Linked DNA regions of Homo sapiens: region 1 is linked to region 2. Evidence: chromatin contacts called from ENCODE Hi-C or POLR2A ChIA-PET data. All regions are on one chromosome and are shown on one strand. Each heading gives the region's core, a stretch centred on a gene start or an enhancer-like site at or near the end of the contact. The rest is flanking DNA. Distances are from core to core; before and after follow the strand shown.

Region 1 (6,133 bases), core at 2,587-5,086, 8.6 Mb after region 2:
GTAATTAACACATCCATCATCTCAAACATTCAACATTTATTTGCACTAGGAACATTCAATATACTCTTTCTACCTATTTGAAACTATATATTATTGCTAACTATAGTCATCCTACAGTGGTATAGAAGACGGATCCCCAACGCCCAGGCCATGGACTGGTACCTGTCCGTGGCCTGTTAGGAACCAGGCTGCACAGCAGGAGGTGAGTATTACCGCCTGAGTTCTGCCTCCTGTCAGATCAGCGGTGGCATCAGATTCTCATAGGAGCCAGAACTCTATTGTGAACTGCACATGCGAGGAATCTAGGTTGTTTGCTCCTTATGAGAATCTAACTAATGCCTGATGATCTGAGGTGCAACAGTTTCATCCTGAAGCCATCCCCCACCCCACCACCCCCATTTGTAGAGAAACTGTCTTCCACAAAACTGTTCTCTGGTGCCAAAAAGGTTGGGAAATCGCGGGTACAGACCATTAGAAATGTATTCCTCCTATCTAGCATTAATTTTGTATCCTTCAACAAATCTCTCCCTATCCCTTCCTTTCTCCCAGCTTTCCCAATCTTTAGTATCCTCTGTTCTAAGATCAATTTTTTTTTAATTTATTTTTTACTTATTTATTTTTTTGAGATGGAGTCTTGCTCTATCACCCAGGCTCGAGTGCAGTGGTGTGATCTAGGCTCACTGCAAGCTCTGCCTCCCGGGTTCACGCCATTCTCCTGCCTCAGCCTCCCGAGTAGCTGGGACTACAGGTGCCCGCCACCACGCCCTGCTAATTTTTTTGTATTTTTAGTTGAGATGGGGTTTCACTGTGTTAGCCAGGATGGTCTCGATCTCCTGACCTTGTGATCCGCCCACCTCAGCCTCCCAAAGTGCTGGGATTACAAGCGTGAGCCACTGCGCCCAGCAAGATCAACTTTTTTTTTTTTGAGATGGAGTCTCGCTCTGCCGCCAGGCTGGAGTGCAGCGGTGCTATCTCGGCTCACTGCAACCTCTGCCTTCCAGTTCAAGCGATTCTCCTGCCTCAGCCTCCCGAGTAGCTGGCACTACAGGCGCCCGCCACCACACCCAGGTAATTTTTGTATTTTTAGTAGAGATGGGGGTTTCACCATGTTGGCCAGGATGGTCTTGATCTCTTGACCTTGTGATCCGCCCACCTTGGCCTCCCAAAGTGCTGGGATTACAGGCATAAGCCACCGTGCCTGGCCAAGATCAACTTTTTTTAGCTTCCACATATGAGAGAGGACTCGTCATGTGTAACTTTCTGTTCCTGGCTTATTTCATTTAACATAATGCCCTCCAAGTCCATCCACGTTGCTGCAAATGACAGAATTTCATTCTTTTTTATGGCTGAATAGTATTCCCATCGTGTATTAATATATACACCACATTTTCTTTATCCATTCTTCTGTTTTATTGTTGTTGTTGTGTTTGAGTCAGGGTCTCACTCCATCACCCACGCTGGAGTGCAGTGGTATAGTCATGACACACCGCAGCCTCCACTGCCTGGGCTCAGGTGATTCTCCCACCCCAAGTCCCAATGAGCTGGGACCACAGGCATGCGCCACCAAGCCCTGCCAATTTTTTACTTATTTGTAGAAACAAGGTCTTGCTATGTTGCCCAAGCTGGTCTCAAACTCCTGATTTCAAGTGATCCTCCTGCCTCAGCCTCCCAAAGTGTTGGGATTACAGGTGTGAGTCACTGTGTCCGGCCTTGTTTATTTTTTGAGACAGGGTCTGGTTCTGTTGCCCAGGAATGAGTGCAGTGGCCCAAACAAGGCTCACTGCAGCCTCAACCTCCTGGGTTCAAGTGATCCTCCCATCTCAGCCTCCTGAGCAGCTAGAACCACAAGCTTGCACTAACACATAGCCAGCTAATTTTTCTGTATATGTGTATGTGTATACACACACACACATTTTTTTTTCTTTTTTTTGGTAGAGACAAGGTTTTGCCATGTTGTCCACGCTGGTTTCATGAGCTCAGGCAATCCTCCCGCCTCAGCCTCCCAAAGTGTTGGAATTACAGGCATAAGCCACTGCGCCCAGTACCATTCATCTGTTGTTGGACACCTACGTTGATTCTGTATCTTAACTACTGTGAACAGTGCTGAAACCTTTACTTGAAAAAAGATGAGACCTTTGCTTCTAAAGAGGTGAATTGGGTATCTGGTTGACTTTTTACTATATATAAAGGTTCATGTATTTACTGGGAGGCAATACATGAACCTTTGTACCAGGTTCATGTATTGCCTCCCAGCCTACCCAAAAAAATACCCTTACACAATCTGATTACAAGCCTAAGGAAAACACCAGTGTTTAAAGCAAACTAACAGGACATTTTCTGATCAATCTGCATGCTATAGTTACAGTGGCCTGGACAGCACATCTATTTTCATGCACTGCCAGGAATACTATGTCTTAAACTACGATATGAAGATACACACATTCATATATACAGTTAAACCATGAAATGAATACTGGACAACTGGACCACATGGAGAACAGCTTTTTTGTCACTCGTCTTCCAGTACCACTCTCTCATATACTTAAGTATAATAAAGGTCAGAATCTGATGCTTAACATTGGAAATGAACGCAAACTGCCGCCCTCATTATCATAAACAGTATTTATCTTGGAACTGAAGCCTCAATTTGATCATTAAAGCAACTGTATTTTTCTCAAAAGTAAGTGTTATTTGCAAGACAACATTTTATAAGAGTAATACAAACAGATCTCAAGTATGATGGCGTTATTCTGCTTGAAACTACTTTTTGAGGTTATTTCCTAAAGCAGGAGTAATTTTATGATTTTGTTTGTCTCATCCAACATTTGTCTAAAGGGATTTGGATTTGGTAAGGTTGTTGGTGTTTTTAAAAATTCTTCATTGAATCTTTTTTTAAAAAAATTATTTCCTTGTTTCCAGTAGGGTCGGATCTTCATTTAATCTAAATGTCCTGGGGCTCAACTAGATTTGTGTTTTCTCTCCCCACCTCGTATTTTGTACACCTGAATTCATTTTAAACACACTAACTTTAATTTTCAAGAATATTACAATGTTATTAGTAAAAGGAAACTAAGTCGTACAAGTATGGTATCCGTGTCCCGACCTCCATCTCCACCCCCACCTACCAAAAAATGAACCAACCAGGAAAATCGAAAGCTGACTATGCTTCAAGGTTACAGGACCTGTAAGTTACAGCAGAGTGAAAAAATCCAAGTCCCTTATGCTGGCTGTATTTAGTTTTGTAAACACTAAATGGCGAGGGCAAAGCACTCTTTCAGAAATTGGGAAAACGCATCTGACCATCTGGCAGGTAGAAGGAACCGGAGAAGGGGGCTCACCGCCAAACACAAACTCCCATACAGCCAGCAGCCGGCAACCCTTCTGCGCAAAGTTAAAACTTTCCAACAGCAGTAGCAACAAGCCATAGGGGAGGAGACCGGAAGAGCCCAAAGGCACCAATGGCCAAATTGCTTCCAAAGTCGCTTCGCCGATGATTCACCGCCTCTCACGAGGCAAACGAGCCACGAACACAGCCTTGGGCCCAAGGTGATGCGCGCCGCTCTTGAGTCCCTCAGATGCCAAACGCAAAAAAAAGCCTTCTCCTCTAAAGACACGGAAATGCACCGAGTCCGGCTCTGCCTCACCCCCAAATCCTTCCGGTCCCCCAACTCGGCAGCCAAAATCGAAAACTACTCTCGTCTCAGCGCCCCCGCTGTTGATTACCTGCCATTCCGCACGGGCGCCTGCGCCCCGGCCGCTGTCGCCGACTTCGGACGGCATCCCGAGACTACCCTTCTCAAGGCCGTATGACCAGTCCGAGCTGCCATGATAGACTCTCCGAAGCCGGTCGTCACCTCCCGGACCAGCCCTGCAGCACCGCCCTCCTCTGGTCGGGCCCGGAGCCCGGCTCCGGTCTCTTCCAGCCAATGGACTGGCCGCCTGCGCAGCCTGACACGCCCCTTCTTCCCTTCCGGGTTGCACGTCGCTGACACACGCTGACCGTAAACGTTCCCGTCAGCCTGTCGGCCAATCGGAGCTGCGGGCCCGCCAGGACACACCTCTCTCTCCTGACCGACCAATCGCTTTTCCCGTGCGCTCGCGCAATTTGCGTAATACTCAGTGACTGCTCAGTCCACGCCCCGCGCAGGAGCTGTTCCTGGATTAACCAACTGCCTGGTTCTCCTGGGGTCCGCTTCCGGGAGGCTAGTCAGTGAGCCCCACCCCCCCGGGGGCTGCGGGAAGCCCCAGGGCTTGAGTGTTAATTCTGTAACTGTCCGAACCCGTGAGTGCGGAGCCAGACAGGCCACCACTCCTGGCTGCGAAGCCTGGCTGTCAGCGTCCTGCTTGTTAATGATTGTCTAATACAATGCCTGCCTTGCCTATCTCACGGGGTAATTGTGAGGGCAACATAAGGTCCTGTCATTAGGAAAGACTCAGTTATCCAGCAGCAGTTCCGTCTGCCTTCTTCCTGCGTGTCCCACATTTTAATTGGTGTTCTCGTATGATTTGGGTTTCCCTTATTCCATACTAATCAGACGACTTCGCTTTGATTTACTTGTTTTGGTGATCAGTCATCAAGTCCAGACTTCTTGTTCCCTCAGTTTGTTTTCAGGTCTTTACTTAAGGTTTGTGCACCAATAGTTTTCCTGCAAACTGTAAAGTGAGGATGACAATACTACCTATTTAATATAGTTTGGGTGTAAATGAGATTGTTGATTAAATGTAGTCAGATATTTGTGTGGCACCTACTAGATGCTGGAGAAGTGAGCAAAAGTCTTCACTGTCACAGAGCTTATATCCTAGTGGGGGAAAGAAACCAATTAGTATATAGTGCAATGGCAGCTTGTTATATGTCCCATAGACTAAACAGTACAGCAGGGTAAGGAGATGAAGAGGGAGGAATATGGTAGGGTGCTGTTTTATATAGGGTGGTTAGGAGGGGCTCTAAGAGGATGACACTGAACAAAGGCCTAAAATGAAGTGAGGAAGTGAACTCTGATTACTTGGGAGAAAATGGGCCGGGCGCGGTGGCTCACGCCTGTAATCCCAGCACTTTGGGAGGCCGAGGCGGGCGGATCACGAGGTCAGGAGATCGAGACCATCCTGGCTAACACGGTGAAACCCCGTCTCTACTAAAAATACAAAAAATTAGCCGGGCGAGGTGGCGGGCGCCTGTAGTCCCAGCTACTCAGGAGGCTGAGGCAGGAGAATGGCGTGAACCCCAGGGGGCGGAGCCTGCAGTGAGCCGAGATTGCGCCACTGCACTCCAGCCTGGGCGACAGCGAGACTCCGTCTCAAAAAAAAAAAAAAAAAAAAAAAAAGAAAAAAGAAAAAGAAAATGACTTTCAGGTGTATGGAACAGCAAGTGCAGAGGCCCCAGGCAGGAACAATCTTGGCATGCTTTAGGAAGAGCAAGGAGTTTGGAGCACAGTGAGAGGAGGAAAGTGGTAGGAAATAAGGTCAGCGAGGTAGGCAGAGCTTAGTGCCACGGAAGCCATAGTATGCTACCAATTTTTTATTGTATTCTAAGCGTGAAGGAAAGCCATTAGAGTTTGAGTGCAGAACAGTTACTTGATCTGATTTACATTTAAAGCAATATTCCAGCTGTTGTGCCTATGATTATTTTCTCCTCTTGCTTGGTTTATTGCAGTCACCCCTTACTAGATACATTGAAATCATCAGCTACAAGGTTTGTCAAACATTTTGCAGTACAACACATGATGTACTTGTAGATTGAGGTGGTTCTGTAGCTGCATGGACAATTCTGTATCAACTACTTTCAAATACACAATCCTTGTATGTCCGGAATTGGTGGGTTCTTGGTCTTGCTGACTTCAAGAATGAAGCCACGGACCCTCACTTGTGAGTGTTACAGTTTTTAAAGATGGTGTGTCCCAAGTTCACTCCTTCTGACTTTCAGACGTGTCTGGAGTTTCTTCCTTCTGGTGGGTTTGTGGTCTCACTGACTTCAGGAGTGAAGCTGCAGACCTTTGCAGCATTACAGCTCTTAAAGGCAGCGCATCTGGAGTTGTTTATCCCTCCCGGTGGGTTTGTGGTCTCCCAGGCTTCAGGAGTGAAGCTGCAGACCTTCGTGGTGACTCTTACAGGTCTTAAAGGTGGCACAGACTCAATG
Region 2 (6,253 bases), core at 2,499-4,998:
GGCTTAAGCAATACTCTCACCTAGGCCTTCCAAAGTGCTGGGATCACAGACATAAGCCATGGAATCTGATCACATTTTAATTTCTTGAAAAATTCAAAACATATCTATAAAGTCATGTCATATATAAAGAAAAATAAGTTGTTAGAAAACATGTTTTTCAATTTCGCCAGAGGTCTAGTTAAGGGATTTTCCTTGTGATAACTAATGTGTTTGATGTCTAAATGTTTAAAAAAAATATTGTAAATAGAACATAGCTTCACAATTGAGGTTTCCAAGATGATGAGAATCAGTTAATTTTACTTAACTTTTTCCACCAAACAAAGAGGAAGAAAACCACAGAAGAAAATCCAGAATAGGCCGGGCGCGGTGGCTCACACCTGTAATCCCAGCACTTTGGGAGGCCGAGGCGGGCGGATCACGAGGTCAGGAGATCCAGACCATCCTAGCTAACACAGTGAAACCCCGTCTCTACTAAAAATAGAAAAAATTAGCCGGGCGTGGTGGCGGGCGCCTGTAGTCCCAGCTACTCGGGAGGCTGAGGCAGGAGAATGGCGTGAACCCAGGAGGCGGAGCTTGCAGTGAGCTGAGATCGGGCCACTGCACTCCAGCCTGGGCGAAAGAGCAAGACTCCGTCTCAAAAAAAAAAAAAAAAAAAAAAAGAAAATCCAGAATATTTAGGTAAGTACTATATTCAAAGTTATATGATAAAGATAAGGTTCAGCTAGAAACTAATAAATATCCGATATATGCATTACATGAACTCACTTTTAAATCAGGACAATTTCTAAATTTGGAAGTTATTTCTAAATGTTGTGTAATAAATTTTACAAAGAAATTAAATATTCTACTGATTCAGGGCACTAATATAACAAATTCATTCCTGCCAGGTTAGTCAACATGTGTTAGAAAAATAACTTTTAATACAAGATTTAAATCATCATCCCCAGTAGAACATACAAAGATAGTCGGTTCTTTTTCTATTATTTTTCTCTTTCTTCACAAAAATAGAAAAATGTCTCTGCAATTTATCCTCCAATAAGCGTTCTATTGGAATCGATGTAAATGGGTACCCTTTGTCCCTCTCACCTCTGTGCTAACAGCATTGTTTAACTCTGATCCCATTTATCTAGTAAGCTTTGCTCATTTAAAAAAGTAAATTCATGACATCCACTGCAATATACAAAAAGTCTATCATACAGGCTGGCAGCACATTGGAAGTTCTGAACTAACATAACTAACAAAAATAGCCACATTTCTCAATTCTGTGACACAAAAAGCAGATAGCAACATGTGTAATGCACCAAAGATCTAGCTAGAGTTTAAAGAATCTAAATAAATAAAAAAATTAAATGCCCGGATATAATTCTTAATAAGCTATTTTACCTCAAGAAAAATCTAAGGCTGTCTTTAAAATCTCTTTCCAGTTTTACTGTATCCTTTCTGTATGGGCAGCATAACAGAATTTCCAGAAACAGGGGCCGTTTTTAAATCCCCAGTGATAGCTGCCTTTATCTGCACTGTGGAAAATGACACACTGTATCATGCCTTTCTGGACAGTCCATAGGTTTTATTTACATTGCTTTGAGAAACAGACGAAAGACATGTTTTTTTACAATTGTCTTACAGCAATCTGTTCTGAGAGTAACATGTAACACAAATTTTTATATGCAATATATGAAAACATAAATATTTATATATACAATAACATAACCAGACAAATAAATGAAGTTACTATTAAGTCTCTTTAAGTATAAATTTACAAACTGACCACCAGCCACAGAACTTAGCCCTGTAATGGAGAAAAATTATTACTGGCTTAAAAAAATATTAAAATATCACTGTCACTAACATGAAAAAAATTAAAAACAGAAAATAAAAAACAATAACCACCGGAAAACCTGTGTCTTGTAAAGATTTCTTTCCATCAGAAGATGCAGAAACATTTTTCCCCCTGGAGCAAATGAAAACGTTTCTCATGCACCCCCCGTTTCTTCCCTGCTTTCTCCCCCAGGCGCGGGTGTAGACGGCCGGTGTGGACTTTTTTCCAGAGATGAGAAGTAAAAATTTGTACTTTATCGGGAGCGGGTGCACTTTTCCCCCTGGCCCCCCTTTGCTCTGCCTCCAAGATGGTAGGAAAGTTGTCGTTTCGGAGGGCAGAGGAGCAGCTCTCTGGTGTTATGTCCTCGCAGTGCCTGTAGTGGTGCTGTAGGAGGCTGCTGCCTCTTCTTGTACAGCCCCGGCAGCCCTGCCTTCTTGGCTGGAGAGTATATTCAGGGATTTCCCCTTAATAATCACCGACCCTGGGAGCACTTTTTAGTTTCCAAAATAAAAATATGATCCTCACCCCTCTTGCTTGACAGGGAAAGGCTCTCGCCGGAGCCCAGGGGGGAGCAGTAGCAGCGGCAGCCGAGCTTCCTAGTCCATTGCCAGCGCCTCTCACTCTGATCTGTCAGCCCAGCCGAGGGAACAGGGGGGAAGGAGAAAAAAAAAAGCAGCTGAAAGGTAAGCAGAGGCGGCCCCAGGCCCGGCCCACATCCCCGGGCTCCCGTAGGGCGGCGGGCTGGGCCGCGCAGGCTGGGCGGGCGGCGAGCGCGCTTACGTGAGGCCGGGGATTCGCCGGCCCACGCCAGGCCCCGGGCGGAGAATGAAAGGGTGAGTGGGGCCGGCGCCCGGGTGGTGGAGGCCGGGGGCCTGAGGGCCTCCGGGGCGCCCGCGGGCGGCGACGGCGGGCGGGCAGGGGTCCAGCCGGAGCCGGAGTGGGGCGAGCGGAGCGGCCTGCGCGGGCCAGGTGGGGGTGTGCGGCGGGAGGGGGGGGCGCCGGTAGGCCTCGGGCCGGTAGGCCCCACGGCAGCCGCGCCCTGCCCCCGCACCCCGGGCCTCCGCGCGCCCCCTCGAGTCCCCCGGGGTCTCCGGGTGGGACGGCGGCGCTGCTGGGCCGAATCCCGCGCCGGCCCGGAGGCTTTCCCGCGGGGCGGCAGGCCCGGGCTGCCGGGACAGGGGCGTCAGGGCCTAGGAGTGGGGAGTGGGGAATGGGCGCCCGGCTCCCCTTCCCCCGGGTCTCTCGCAGACGGCCCCCAGATTCCGGTAAGAGTTGAATTTATTTATCCCCCTCCTCCGCGCTCCGGACGGCCAGGCCGGGGCGGGGCGGGGCGGGCGGCCTGGCGGGCGTGGGGTCGGGTGGAGGGGCGGTGAGGAGTCAGGTGCAGCCGCGGCCCAGAAAGTTTCCTTTTAGGCCCGAACTGGGGGCCGCTGTCTCTCCGGGGAGCCCTGGTCCTAGCGCCCGGGACCCCCCAGGGCGTGGGGGAGCGCACTCGGCTATTTTGAAACTCTTTGCCAGTTCCTGTCCATTGAAGAAGGTACTCCGCCCCTGCACCCCTCGCCCGCGCCCCACCCAACTCCCCGCGAGCCCATTCGGGGCTGCTAACTCCAGCCCCTTCCCCCTAGAGCCCCCCAGGTTGGGGAGAGGGCCTTCTCTTCCGGTTTGGAAAAGTTTGCAAGGGGCTTTTCTTAGCTTTATTAGTTAGTGACTGGGTTTTTGGGGTGGGAAGGAGGAGGTAAACTCAGGTGGTGTTTCTGCCGGACAATCTTTCCCTATTGCCTTTTTTAGCCCTTACCCCACCAACTGGGGGTGTTATTTTCAGCTTGAGTACCCACCCCCTTTCATCCCGATTCCTTTGGGTCCAAAATCCCCCTTCTGGACAGCTCCGGCGGAGAGGAAGATGTAGGGAGCAGCGAGGAGACTGTCAGTGAGAGGGGCAGGATCAGGCAGGGTTTCTGGAGCAGTCCCCAGATGTAGGAGTTTCCCCTCCTTTTTGGTCACTGTCCGGTAAAACCAACACCGGAACAGATCCCAAGGGGGAGACGTGGTTGTCAGATGGCTTGGAAGCCTCCGGGATTGGGAGGAGGGAGAGGAAGTGGGCAGGGCAGCTCCCGAAACAAGGTCTACAGTTTAAGGATCAGTAGTTCATTTATTCTGATAATCACTGTTTAGTTTTATGTGACATTCTTGTATTCGACCTAGAAATAGAGTAATGGAGATTTTAAGGAAACCTAAACTTGTTATTGCTACAACTCAGAAGGGTCTGTGGAAGAGCCCTCGGAACCTAGCAAAACTACTTTGGTTTTGGGGTGTGTGTGTGTGTGTGTGTGTGTGTGTGTGTGTATGTATAACATTTAAACGAAAAAAAAATATATGTGTATGTATATATTTTATATGCATATATAAACACATATATATTCATACACACACACGTATGTTTTCTGTTTAAATGGATTCAATTTTAGCTATATTTTGGTGCCCTGAGCTCTGAACGTTAAAAAAAAAAAAAGTGATAAACATAAATTTCCAAATCTCGATTTTCTGCTTTTCAGGGACAGGATGTTTCCCGTGGCTATGCTTACCTCCTTGTTGTTCTTGAGTGTTGACATTGAAATGTTAATAGACCCTGCCACCCCCCACTGCCAGTCCCCAGTGTGGGCGTGTTTGGAGAGGTTATTTTGCATCGTTTAATTGTTGGTTTTTTCCTTTTTTTTTTTTTTTTTGGTGAGCTTAGGGCAGAGTGTTGTGTTTATGTGCGGTGTCCTGCTTGGTAGCAGGCTGGAGTTGCTGGCAGGAGATGTCCCACATTCTGCCCACTCAGTACCCCCAGCACTGTTGTTAGTGAAAAGCTACCACTTGCAGGGCAATGGGTCACCCACGACTTTCAGTGCTGACTTCCGTGAGGCTTCGAAATGAGACTCATGTGATTCTTCTAGGTGTGTGCCTTTCTTTTCCTTTCGTCTGCCTAAGATCAAACTCTGTTTCTCCACAATGATAGATATCCGGTCATTTAGCATTGAGCTTAAGAAAATCTTGATATTTGAGATTGTATGGATCTGATACAAAAATGCAAATTACATTTAATGGTTGTTTTAAGTTTATTGATTAATTGAAATTGTTTATTGACATGGACATTTTTTTAAACATGTGTACCAAAAATCGTTACTTCTATTATAGTTTGTCCTTATTTTTAGAGCATATACTGGATGGAAAAAAATCATTCTTAGTCATTTTTCTTGGAACATTTTAAGGTTTGAAAAAAATTGTTATTGCCTTATAATTTGATATTTTAAAGGTATATTGTTGACTTCACATTCCTAAGCTTTCCAAAACTATGTGTACAAATACCAAAAAAGTTTTGTACTTTTTCCCACCCTACCTCAAACATGTATTAATTTCCTAACCTGATCGCCTAATGGGCTACTTTATTTCCTGAAGGAATGACAGGTTTGATGTTTTTAAAAGTTACATTCCATTTGAAATTAATAAAAGATTTTCAGGGCAAATACTGAATTAACTTTAAACTACTAAGGGAATATGCTTTTTTATTATTAAGTGTTAGTTTAAAAAGTAAATGGTTAGTATAATTACAAGTCTGAAATAATCAAGTTTTCTTTCCTCTGGAAGATTTTTAGGAGGAAATTTGTATATCCCATTCCAACTTTTTCTCAGCAAATCATGTTGCTACTATTTTTAGAGAAATAAAAATTTTAGTTTAGAAGGAATTAAACATTTCTGAGAGCACCCAAAATTAATGACATTTCAAAAAAATGCTAAACTATTTATTCATACCTGAGATGTTCTCTGAGGGTTAGCAGCTCTCACTATCCAGGTTTGGTACAATGGTTATGGCTAATGAAAAGTCATTTATATTTGAATACAGTTAGAGCAATATTCTCAGACACTTTTCTTTCCCCCTCCCCCACACCTGGTAACTGGTAAAACAATGGTTGAATAGGTGAGACTGGGTTGGAGGCAGCAAATTGTCCCCAGTGCTAAGTCAGTTTAACTTACACATGCAGCTCTGTGCTAGGCAAAACAAACAGCAATAGAGTCTCCTCACTTCTTCAAGCAAGAGTTTGTCCCAGAAGTCCTGACTGTAAAGGCTGATTTTTGACAATGCTCCTGGCTAGTTTGAGATACTGAGGAAATACTCAATTTAAAACCTTAAGCCTCCCTCTTTTCCCTCCTTGCACGTAAGGTGACAGACTACTTGGTTCTCATCCTTTCACAGAATGTGATTTGTTTTTAAGATGAGTTTTTAGGCCGGGCGTGGTGGCTCACGCCTGTAATCCCAGCACTTTGGGAGGCTGAGGCGGGCGGATCACCTGAGGTCCGGAGTTCGAGACCAGCCTGACCAACATGGAGAAACCCCGTCGCTACTAAAAATACAAAATTAGCCAGGCGTGGTGGTGTATGCCTGTAATCCCAGCT

Evidence for each region. A loop is a pair of places that touch in the nucleus more often than their neighbours do. ChIA-PET counts read pairs that join two places held with the same protein, here RNA polymerase II (POLR2A). Pooled maps may share reads with other maps.
Region 1: a pooled map shows a loop between it and region 2 (4-fold over the local background). The contact joins the promoter of COQ10B here to the promoter of INO80D-AS1 in region 2. A Hi-C loop is called at or near these places in 3 of 50 pooled maps. POLR2A ChIA-PET finds 5 or more read pairs at or near these places in 2 of 52 experiments (CD4-positive, alpha-beta T cell and HepG2).

The regions. Positions count from the first base shown.
Region 1 is chr2:197,451,255-197,457,387 of GRCh38, reverse strand. COQ10B (coenzyme Q10B) reads right to left here and starts at 3,836. Exons shown (of 5, transcript NM_025147.5): 1 at 3,724-3,836. The coding sequence starts at 3,827. RefSeq lists enhancers at 3,314-3,363, 3,564-3,613, 3,634-4,113, 3,558-4,174, 4,234-4,303 and 1 more.
Region 2 is chr2:206,082,150-206,088,402 of GRCh38, reverse strand. INO80D-AS1 (INO80D antisense RNA 1) reads right to left here and starts at 3,748. Exons shown (of 2, transcript NR_186084.1): 1 at 3,655-3,748; 2 at 899-2,446. INO80D (INO80 complex subunit D) reads left to right here and starts at 2,229. Exons shown (of 11, transcript NM_017759.5): 1 at 2,229-2,502. RefSeq lists enhancers at 1,973-2,082, 2,093-2,142, 1,647-2,466, 2,193-2,482, 4,111-4,932 and 1 more and silencers at 2,533-2,742, 2,823-2,992, 3,013-3,212, 3,253-3,302, 3,204-3,498.